Linked DNA regions of Homo sapiens: regions 1 and 2 are each linked to region 3. Evidence: chromatin contacts called from ENCODE Hi-C data. All regions are on one chromosome and are shown on one strand. Each heading gives the region's core, a stretch centred on a gene start or an enhancer-like site at or near the end of the contact. The rest is flanking DNA. Distances are from core to core; before and after follow the strand shown. Region 1 holds the start of CCL3 (C-C motif chemokine ligand 3). Region 2 overlaps LOC107985038 (a long non-coding RNA gene). Region 3 holds the start of RFFL (ring finger and FYVE like domain containing E3 ubiquitin protein ligase).

Evidence for each region. A loop is a pair of places that touch in the nucleus more often than their neighbours do. Pooled maps may share reads with other maps.
Region 1: a map with no recorded cell type shows a loop between it and region 3 (10-fold over the local background). The contact joins the promoter of CCL3 here to the promoter of RFFL in region 3. A Hi-C loop is called at or near these places in 2 of 37 single-sample maps with no recorded cell type and 6 of 50 pooled maps.
Region 2: a pooled map shows a loop between it and region 3 (17-fold over the local background). The contact joins the enhancer-like site here to the promoter of RFFL in region 3. A Hi-C loop is called at or near these places in 4 of 37 single-sample maps with no recorded cell type and 3 of 50 pooled maps.

Annotation. Positions count from the first base shown.
Region 1 is chr17:36,087,949-36,091,511 of GRCh38, forward strand. CCL3 (C-C motif chemokine ligand 3) reads right to left here and starts at 2,195. Exons shown (of 3, transcript NM_002983.3): 1 at 2,038-2,195; 2 at 1,235-1,349; 3 at 308-814. The coding sequence starts at 2,110. The coding sequence ends at 724. It overlaps CCL3-AS1 (CCL3 antisense RNA 1), which reads left to right. Exons shown (of 3, transcript NR_186417.1): 3 at 1,598-1,914.
Region 2 is chr17:33,966,925-33,970,677 of GRCh38, forward strand. The region is part of intron 1 of LOC107985038 (a long non-coding RNA gene); the gene reads right to left. It also overlaps a transcript of ASIC2 not described here. Among named protein-coding and RNA genes, the nearest start is that of LINC01989, 210 kb to the right of the region's middle. RefSeq lists enhancers at 1,150-1,219, 1,240-1,309, 1,320-1,369. Within about 2 kb of position 1,829, at least 2 of the 41 ENCODE cell types and tissues checked have a DNase peak (open chromatin) inside an H3K27ac peak, as active enhancers do.
Region 3 is chr17:35,061,536-35,065,280 of GRCh38, forward strand. It overlaps RFFL (ring finger and FYVE like domain containing E3 ubiquitin protein ligase), which reads right to left and starts at 2,172. Exons shown (of 7, transcript NM_001017368.2): 1 at 2,041-2,172. All of the region lies in intron 5 of RAD51L3-RFFL (RAD51L3-RFFL readthrough), which reads right to left. RefSeq lists enhancers at 1,723-2,922, 2,009-2,804, 2,254-2,353 and a silencer at 1,944-2,013.

The sequences.
Region 1 (3,563 bases), core at 945-3,444, 1.0 Mb after region 3:
AACAATGTAAATAATTGCTATTAAGAGCTTGATTCATCATGAATATGCCCTACAGAATACTATGCTTAATGGTGGCCATTCGAGTAGTGAATTCTCCTAGAGCATGCATGTTATGATTTGAGTTATAACATATTCGTAGTTTCAATGTTCCAGAACTGTGTCTCCGTTGTAAAGTGGATAACTCTGTGGTAGCCCTCCCCATCTCTCCCAATTTCCCTCCATTTCACCTCTTCCTAATCTTTGCCTATGATTCCTCTTAACCAGTGATTTTGATTTGCCAGAAAAACAAAACCAAACTCAATACTGGTTTACCTTTTAAAAGAGCATCTTTATTATTTCCCCAGGCCGATCACAGCCCTGAACAAAAGCATCCGATACACATTTGTCAGTCTGGTGGCTTTGGTGCCATGACTGCCTACACAGGCTGATGACAGCCACTCGGTTGTCACCAGACGCGGTGTGAGGGAAGGGGGAGGGGACAGGGGAACTCTCAGAGCAAACAATCACAAACACACTGTGAAATCGAAAATAAATTACAAAAACTAAATAGTATAAATAAATTAAAATTTAAGTTAAGAAGAGTCCCACAGTGTGGCTGTTTGGCAACAACCAGTCCATAGAAGAGGTAGCTGTGGAGGTCACACGCATGTTCCCAAGGCTCAGGCTCCTGCTCCTCCCCACTGGGCCCACCGAGGTCGCTGGGCCTCGAAGCTTCTGGACCCCTCAGGCACTCAGCTCCAGGTCGCTGACATATTTCTGGACCCACTCCTCACTGGGGTCAGCACAGACCTGCCGGCTTCGCTTGGTTAGGAAGCTGTGGAGAAGGGAGGAAGAGTTAAGCACTGGGGAATCCAGCAGGGGAATCCTGGGCCCACCATGGCCCCACCATTCTGCTCTCTGTCCTGGGCAGCTCAGGGCTTGCTCCTCTTTCAGGGGCCCCCTGCCTATCTCTGTCTAGAGAGCTTCTCTCAGTGACTCAGTAGGGGTGGCCCTCAGAGTGTCCCGCTGCCTCCTTCTTCCTGTCCCTTTCCTCTGGGCTGGGGCAGCCCTTCCTGACTCTGTAACACATGCCTCACTCCAGCTCCAAGTCAGGTCACACCTCGGAGCCCTGCGTCCTGTATCCCCGATAGGCTCCTGAAGGCTGGGCCTTTCCAGGATAGCCTTCTGGCCTGTCTCTGCCCCAACCCTGACCCTCCCTACCTCCATAGAGGTGAGCAGGAAGACTGGCACTTACATGACACCGGGCTTGGAGCACTGGCTGCTCGTCTCAAAGTAGTCAGCTATGAAATTCTGTGGAATCTGCCGGGAGGTGTAGCTGAAGCAGCAGGCGGTCGGCGTGTCAGCAGCAACTGTGGAGAAAGGAAGAGAATGAGCCCGAGTCACAGCTCAGAAGAAAAGGCCAGGCAGCTTCTGATCCCCGAGCAGTTGAGGAAGGCAGGCTTGCTCAGACCAAGTGACTGGAAGGCATTTGGGCATTTTTGCTGAGAAATGTCTCTTTGTTTCTGTCTGTATCCTTCTTTCTCCTTGACTCTTCATAGTGGGTTCTCTGTTTCTCTGTGTGATCCAGATACCTGAACGGACTGTTCTCTTATCTCAGTTCTCTTCAGGGAATTTTGTCTGGTTCAAGAAGTCATACCCCAACCCAAGAGAAGCCTTGGACATCTCTCATAAGACATCCAAGGGACAGAGCTCCTGGGAGACCTAGAGTGAGCTGGAGAGTGAACAACATACCCCACTGGGAAGTAAGCAGCCCTGGATTCTGCCTCTTGCTAACTGATTCGTTTCGAACCCTGTTTTTCTATCTGTAAAAGGGACTGTAACTCCCCTGCCCCTGCCTAGATTCTCATACCTGGAGACTAGGGGGCTAAGACCCCTTCTAGAGATAAAAATAAAAGTCTTAAAGAGAAAGACCAAGATGTTTGGCAGCCCTTTAAGAAGTTCTCTTTTCTCTTGGGGGCTTTTAGGCCACAAGAAAAGATTGATGTGGTCTAACCATGGCCAGAGAGTGGTGATACCCACAACGAAACTCAGACTCACGTGATGCAGAGAACTGGTTGCAGAGAGCCATGGTGCAGAGGAGGACAGCAAGGGCAGCAGTGGAGACCTGCATGATTCTGAGCAGGTGACGGAATGTGGGCTCGAGTGTCAGCAGAGCCAAGAAAGGACTGACCACTGTCTGCTGCCCGTGTCCTTCTGAAGTCTGAAACCAGCTCTCCTCTTTATAGGCAGCCCTGGCGGATGGGGAAATGGAATCTGGGGGTGAGGAGGGAAATTTTTAAGCGTAGTGATGCTGTCATGCTAAGTTGCACAACTCAGGGTCCCTGGTGACCACAGGGGCTCAGGATATCCAAGAATAGCATCTTTGAGCTATTCTCTAACTCTCAGCTCTCAACTCATGACTTGTTATAGTTTCATAGGGAAATGGTTTCTCCTGTGAGTGTGAAGAGGGGTATATGTCAACCCAAGGCTATTCTTAGTCAGTCCCTTCTCATAAGAACTGGTCTGTGCATGAACTCTCCAGCCCCATTCCTTCCCACAGAGCTGCAATTCTGCTTCCTCAGCTGCTATAACCACAGGGATAGGGTTGATGGGCTGATGCTGTGGAGGGCTGCACAACCCTTCCTCCTCCCAGAGGCAAAGAACTGAATGAAAGCTGGAGGAATAGAAAGCATGAGGTCATGTTTCAGTCATTTGTCTATTTATTAGTCATGTAGTGACTAGGGCGCTGTGTTAAACGCTAGTTGTGGATCATAAAAATACTTTAGAGGTGGGTGTCAATATGTCAGGTGCCTAGAAATATCTGTAGCCATTAACCTAGAAAAAGCATTTCTAGGAAAGAGTTCTGTGGAAACAACCCAAATATGGAGCCATCTTCAAACATAAAGATACCTGACCCAGCATCGTTTATAACTCTAAAATAAACAAAGCTAAATTTTTCTCCATCAGGGAATGATAAATTATCCACTAGATCATTTATTATTAAGTCTCTAAAATGAATGAAGTGGCATAAATATGCTTATAACATCAGTGGTTAAAAAAAGCAAGATACGACATTATACAAATTCTACAAAGTCTGAAGAATTGTACAAATATATATATATATTTGTACTATATATACATGTATTTGTACATATACACATATATATTTGTACAAATATATATATATTCCTTGCCAACCCTAAGCATGGAAAAAAATACAAAGGCTTGGAAATACATGCCTTAAAGAATGAATAGTTCTTATATTTGTGTGATAGGTCCCTGGGTGATTTATTTTCTTATTTTTTTCTTTTTCTGAATTTTTCTCATTTTACTTAGTTAGACTTTATTACCTTCTTGGTCAGCCCACAAATTTATAAACTAATTTTTAAAAAAACATTTCCAACATCACTGGTTGAAAAATAGGTTGTTGTCAGTTGTTTAATCTGAAAGAAATTATTGATAAATATGCTGAAGTTTCTGTTCAATGGTTTTGGCCAAAATGAAGTCTTGATTTCCCATTTCTTTGAACCATTTTAAGGATCCTATACTATACTTACATAAATCATGCCAAATTGAAGCAGTTT
Region 2 (3,753 bases), core at 579-3,078, 1.1 Mb before region 3:
CTTCCTCCTAGCCCAAATGTGGGCCCTGCTCCCCTGTTTCTAGTGTCCTGTTTTATATCCATCCACAGTGGTCCCAGTGACACCTCACACTCTATGTCGCCAAAAGCAACTCGCTCCACCCCAACTCTCCTTTTCCTGGTTCTCTGAGTTTACGCATAGCACCTCTCTTCAGTGACCCAGGAAGGATTTCTTTGGTGTCTCTATTTATTTATTTACTTTTCCCACAATACTCATATTCAGGCAGTACCCTCTCTTCAGCACCCACCCCCCAACCACCATTCCCTATTACCCACCTAATGTTCTGATTAGAATTCTTTTTTTCTGAGAGAGAGAGAGGGTCTTGCACTGTGGTCTAGGCTGGAGTACAGTGGTACAGTCTCAGCTCACTGCAGCCTGAACCTCCCAGGCTAAAGCAATCTTTCCACCTCAGCCTCCCAAGTAGCTAGAACTATAGGCATGCACTACCATGCATGGCTAACTTTTGTATTTTTTGAAAGACGTGGTTTCTCCACATAGCCCAGACTAATCTTGAACTCCGAAACTCAAGCAATCCACCCCCCTCAGCCTCCCAAAGTGCCAGGATTACAGGTATAAGCCATCACGCCTGGCCTGATTCGAATTCTTAAACACAACTTTGAAGGTGGCTCAAAAGTCTTCAGTTACACCCCACTGTTACCTTATAAAGTCCTAACTATAGCTTGCCATTGGAGACACCATGAAATTCCATCTTAATCTATTTCTCCCTCTAATATACGCCATAGCAAAATGGGTAACACTGCTCTCGACAGTATATCTGATGCTCAATTAGTAGTAGTAATAAAGGCTGCCAGTGTCAGAAGCACTTGACATGCAGTGTCTCATTAATTCCTCACCACACCCCTGTGAGTAGACAAGATGTGACAAGATGTGTAGTTGCACAGGGCCCTGTGCTCAGAAGGCTGTGCTCCCATGCCTGGTTTAATGCTCTGCTCTCACTGTGTGGAAATTGTTAAAGCTTTTTCAACTCGGGGCCTCACATTGTCATTCTGTTCAGGGCCCTGCAAACTATGTAGCCAGTCCTGGAAGCAGCTGCTATTATTACCCCCATTTTACAGATGTGAAAACCAAGGCCACACAACTAATGAGCCCAAGACTCTTGTCAATACCCGTATTGTGCCAAGGGTGGCAGACCCACACTCTGGGCTTACTGTGTGCCATCTACTGTGCTCCCTCCCTTCCTCCACATCCCCATGTTGCCAGAGCGAGTGGCATTTCCTGTCCTTGAGGTTAAATGACTTTCTCACAAGTTTGCCTGACTTCAAGCCCAGTGCCCTTCCTGCTACACTGATCCAAATAAAACGGTGCCTGCCCCCCAACCCCCAATTCCAAAGCCAGGCCTGGTGTCTGGCGAGACCTGAACAGGGGGCAGAATCTCTGCGGAGACCTCTAAAAATAAAGCCCGCCTGCAACTGTGTTCTGAGACCTGAAGCTTCCTTCTTCCTCTTAAAAGCTGTTCCCATCTCTGAAAGCAGCTTCTCACCATGGGCTGTGGCTGCTGCTTTTCCCGCACTGCAAGGGAGAAACGGAACAGATTGCAGGAGCAATTAAACCATCACATGGAAAGCCCAGAGAGATTGGGGAGAGGGGAGGAGATGCTGTTTCTTAATGGCCTGCCTCTATATTTAGCCTGAAATACCTCAATCTCTGACCCTTCCAGGGAGCAGGTAGAGGTGAGAGTGAAGTTGGGGGCTTCAGCTCCGTTGGGCTTCTGGGTCAGGAAGCGCCCATCTGCCAGTGTGCGGCCCCATTACCGCCATGCCTTACAGGGACTCACCATATGGCAGGACAGGAAACCCCAATCATCAAACAAGCAGTGAAACCACAGCACAGCCTGTCTAGGTGGAATTTGGCAAGATGACTCAGCAAAGATGTCAAGTCAACAACAGGGAGCTGGCCTGCCCCACAGGATGCCAACTTCCCCAAGGGGACAGGGGGCTTGTGACAGGTGGTGAAGGGTGGTCAGCCTTTAGTTTCAGCCCCAGTTACAGAAGAGCCTCCATTCCTCTCCCTTGCTGCATCCTGAGTCAGACAATGTGTGTGGGGCGGATGGCAGTGAGTTTTAAAAAAACACAGAGGCCCGGGCCCAGTGCTAAAGACAGTAATTGATTCTGGAGTGGGGTTCAGACGTCTGTATTTGCATAAGACTCTCCAGGTAATTACAAGCATGGCCCGTTGAGAAACAACCAGTAGTAAGATTAGGCATAAGATGCATTTGACTTTATATTCTAGTTTTGGTCCCTCGCTTCTTGGGGGACTTTGAAGAAGTGTATGTTTATCTCAGAGCCTCAGTTTCCCCTTCTCTATATGAGTATGAAATTCTCAATTTCTGGTACATAGCCAATGCTCAGTAAATGTTGTGGGCTGACAAAATGAATGAATGAATGGAGGATGTAAGCAAATGAGTAAACACATAACCTAGCACAGACGATGTTGGTTCCTGCAGGCACAAGGATATGGCTGCTTCTCTTGGGCTGGGCTGTCTCACAAGCAGGCTCAGTCACAAGGAATGAAGTAGTCTATCTGCAAGGTGGTCCCAAGTGACATCAGCAGAGGATCTGGGGAACAAGAAAGGGGAAGGCAGGAAGCAATGCAGGGTGCATTAATGAGCCCATTACTATTGTGGACAATTGAGGCTCCGTCCCACTGGGGTCTCTGGGCGACAATGTGAACATGCTGCAGAGTTGTCTCACCCGAGGGACGGGAGCTGTACCTATTCTCCAGCTCCCATCATCAATGACAGAGGGCCATTCCTGGGGGCAGGAACTCCAGGGCACTTCTGCTCTGTCCTGCTTGTGGGCTGAGAAAAAGCCCTGGGGCAGAGAAGTGGAGAGTCCCAGGTGCTTGTTGTAGAATGTCATCGGCAGCTACTGCCATGGTGAGTGCCAAGGGGATACAGGTGAGGCACCAACAGCACCTGCCTCGCTAGGCCTCCGATATGTAACTTTCCACTCTGGGCTAGGGGTCTGGGGGAAGAGGGAAAGGAAAGGCCCACTCATGGTCCAAGCTGTCTTACACCACACAGCTGCCGGTACCATTAGGATCTAGCAATGCAAAGTCTTGTTTATCTCAACGTGCCTATTTCCTCGGCAGTTCTGAGGCTAGCAGTGTTTCTCAGTCTCTGAACTATTGACATTTTGGGCTCATTAATTCTTTGTTGTAGGGAGCTGCTCTGTGGATTGTAGGATGCTAAGCAGCGTCCCTGGCCTCTACCCACTAGATGCCAGTAGCACCTTTCATTATGACAACAAAACTTGTTTCCAGACATTATCAAATGTCCCCTGGGTGGCAAAGTTGCCCCCAGGTGAGAACCAGTGGGGTAGTTGGATACCTTTCCTCATTCTCGAAGCCCAGGCAGCACCCCACTTAAACTTCTGGAGCTGTGGATGCATCTTGACCAGGCCACGCTCTCCTTGGTCTCTGCCTAGTGGGATGCTGCACTTGGAACACATCCCAGAGACAGGCAGTGCCCACACCCAGCTGTGAAACACACTGCTCCCCTGCTGAGCCAAGCCCTGATCTATGGGCAGAGGAAGTTAAGCAGCAGCCGTGGCATCACAGTTGGACTATGGGAACCGCAAAAGACAGGGAAGTTAGGCAGCTTTGGCTCCAGCGGCCTCCACTCCAACCTGGGTCCCAGAGGCCAAGGAGGAGGATTTATCAGACCAGCCCCTAACACAGACCCAGGGAGATTTAAGGCTAACTCAACAAGGAGTT
Region 3 (3,745 bases), core at 922-3,421:
AAACCTCCACCTCCTGGGTGCAAGCAATTCTCTTTTCTCAGCCTGCTGGGTAGCTGGTACCACAGGCACTGGCCACCATGCGTGGCGTGCCTTTTTTTTTTTTTTTAAATACAGACAGGGTTTCACCATGTTGGCCAGGATGGTCTCAAACTCTTTTTTTTTTTTGATATGGAGTCTCACTGTTGCTCAGGCTGGAGTGCAGTGGTGTGATCCTCGCTCACTGCAACCTCCACCTCCTGGGTTCAAGTGATTCTCCTGCTTCAGCATCCTGAGTAACTGGGATTATAGGCACGTGCCACCACGCCCAGCTAATTTTTTGTTTTTAGTAGAGATGGGGTTTCACCATGTTAGCCAGGCTGGTCTCAAACTCCTGACCTCAGGTGATCTGCCCACCTCGGCCTCCCAAAGTGCTGGGATTACAGGCGTGAGCCACCGTGCCCAGCCTGACTTTAAACGTCCAGTTTTGACCTCTGGTAAATTAAGGCAATGACAGTGGGAATGAAGAAAAGCCACACATCAAACAGTACTCCAACAAAATCAACAGGGTTTAGCACATTTAAAGATGTGAGCATAAAAAGAATGAACAAGGCCGGGCGCGGTGGCTCACACCTGTAAACCCAGCACTTTGGGAGGCCAAGGCAGGTGGACCATGAGGTCAAGAGATCGAGACCATCCTCGCCAACATGGTGAAACACTGTCTCTACTAAAAATACAAAAATTAGCTGGGCGTGGTGGCACGTACCTGTAGTCCCAGCAACTCAGGAGGCTAAGGCAGGAGAATCGCTTGAACCAGGAAGGCAGAGGTTGCAGTGAGCTAAGATCACACCACTGCACTGCAGCCTGGGTGACAGAGCAAGATTCCTCTCAGAAGAAAAAAAAAAGAGTTGATGAGAGGATCAGAGTTGAGAAAGTACAGTACAGGCTCTTGCTCATTCTACCCTTACTGAGAACCTACTATGTGCAACGTACCATGGATACAATTCTAGCAAAGCAGACCCTGATTCTCAATACATACTATGATTGGAGTAAATACCAGGTTCTCCTGAGTACTCAACCCTGGTAAGTAAGAAGAGGCTTCATGGAAGAGGTGACTTCTAGGCTGAAACCAGTTGGCCAGATTAAGCTTGGGGAAGGTGTGTAAAAGAACGCTTACATATGCTAAGGTCTGAGGTGAAAGAGAACGTGGGCAATTTGTTGGAATTATAAGGAGCAGAAACGTAATTTGGAGGGTGACGACTACCTAGAGATATCATAGTCTGATTAGGTGAAGGACTCAAAAGTTTGGCGATGAAAAGCAGGAGGGAGATAGAGTAGTAGCCTAGTAGAATTAGAGATGAGGGAGGTTCTTCCTATTAATTCAGAAAGGAATATGGGAACAAACTCACTGATAAGACAGTGTTCTCCACAACTCAATATTTAGTTATTAGGAAGGCAACCAAATGCCTTCACTTCTTTTCCTTTAACAATGGCTTAGTTTGACTAAAGTGTTTCTCACAAGATACACACAAAAAAACAAAATACAAGAGCAAATGACGGATAAAGCTGTAAACCTAACGTTTTACTTTTCTAAGATTTATATAATCAGTGATTTAATTGGACCTAACTCCACATCCAGAACTCAAATGAAAGAAAACTTCTGGCCGGGGGCCGTGGCTCATGCCTATAATTCCAGCACTTTGGGAGGCTGAGGAGGGTGGATCACCTGAGCTTGGGAGTTCGAAACCAGACTGACCAACACAGCAAAACCCTGTCTCTACTAAAAATACAAAATTAGCCGGGCATGGTGGCGCACATCTATAATCCCAGCTACTTGGGAGGCTGAGGCAGGAGAATCACTTGAACCCGGGAGGTGAAGGTTGCAGTGAGCCGAGATCACACCATTGCACTCCAGCTTGGGCAACAAGAGTGAAACTCCGTCTCAAAAAAAAAAAAAAAAAAAAAAAAAAAAAAAACCTGACTCACTTCTGAAGACAGGATTTTCCCAGTTTCTAATGCAGCTTCATCTAGCTAATGAAACTTAAGAAAACAGTTTGAGGTTACCTGATTTTGCCAGTTTCAAAACATTGCCACGACAGAAAGCAAGCTGTCTCTAGTTCCTGTGGCTGAGGTCGCTGGAGCCATGTTCAGATGAGATCATCTCAGGAACCAAGAGCAGCGGCTTTCATGTGAAGTGAATGGTGCCGCCTGGGGATGTATCTTTGGTAAGCAAGATTGCAACACAGCAGGGAGTTTACCCAGGGCAGTGCTGACTCACGCTGGGCAAAATTTGTACTTCCCAAACAACTCAGCCTGAACCAACCGCAGTCAACTGCAACCTAGGAAAGAAGAGGCAGCTCACTGATTGTTTTAAATCAAGTGCTGATTACTGGGGGCAGGTAAACCTCATTCCCCCACTACTGGTAACTTGGCCACCTCCAGAGCCCTTACCCAAAAAGTTCCAGTGGCCAGTTTCTAAAATTTCATCTGAGAACAGGCTGGGGCTGGGGCCAGCAAGATTACTGAACATAGCAGGTTCACAGCTCTGAAGATTTCCCCAGGAGGCTGATAAATAAGTCACTTTGCATTTACAAATTAGAACATCTGGGTCAGTGGACTCAGGGAACTTGCCCAGTCATCATTAGCCAGTCAAATCATTAGGGTGAATTTTTGTCAGTTCTAACCAGGCTCATTGTTCTTTTTTCCCACTAGGCCTCCTCTGACCTCTCTATTTCTTCAGACAACTCAAGTTCTCTCATTAAGATAGATGCACTGGAATTTTTTTTTTTTAATCAGCTGCCACATTCTCTATGCTAAAGCCAAATCATTTACCATCACACCTACTGGATGCATAGGGAATACAGAAGACTATGAAAATCACCTTAACACTTGCTCTGAAAAGAGACATCCCTAAATTTATGTCAATTCTCATTTATTAGCCTGCTTATTTAAAAAATCAATCTAGAATGACTGGCTCATCAACAGCTATTAATTACTGAATTTGCCCTGACAGGCTAGAATTGACATTGGTGTTATACAAAAAAAAAAAAAAAAGATCAAGTCCTTGCTTTTTGTGTGCTTTAATTTGACAAGAGAGAAACTAAAGTTCCTATTAGATCCTTCTGTTTCCTGCTTAAAATGTATGACAGTTCCCCAAGGCCATCAGCTATTTCTTAGCAGGGCATTTGAGGCCTCTGCACCCAGCTTCGTTCATCCTTTAAGGTAGGTCTCACATGGCATGAACTCTGGATGTAGCTGCCAACTCAGCTTGTCATTCAATAATGTTAGGTTAATTAAAATGTACGTGCAGACAGAATTTGAGTTTAAAAACTATACTACTTAATTTTCTATTCAAGGGGCTAGTTTTAAAAAGTTATTTATCCAACTCACTTAATTCTCCTTAATTACATTATTCCAGTAGGATAGCCACGCTGAGCTTTGATAAGGTATTATAAAATGTTCCCTGTTTTATTTCCTCCCCTTCAGTGTTTTCCTTTCAGAAAATGGCTTTGTTTAAAGAAGTTTCCCTATAGTACATGTTAATTAGTCCTTTCTGAATGATAAACACATCTTTATAGCAGCTGACAACCATTATCTCTTCAACCACACTTTAAAAAAAATTTCTGTAGTTGATGATAAGTTACAAATTCTAGTATGAAACAACTCTCAAGGTACAGACAAATATGGAACCTCCTTCAGAAAAAAAAAAAATGATTAGAAAAGCTCCTGACCTGTTCTGTATTTGCGAACTTTAAATAAGAGGGCCGGG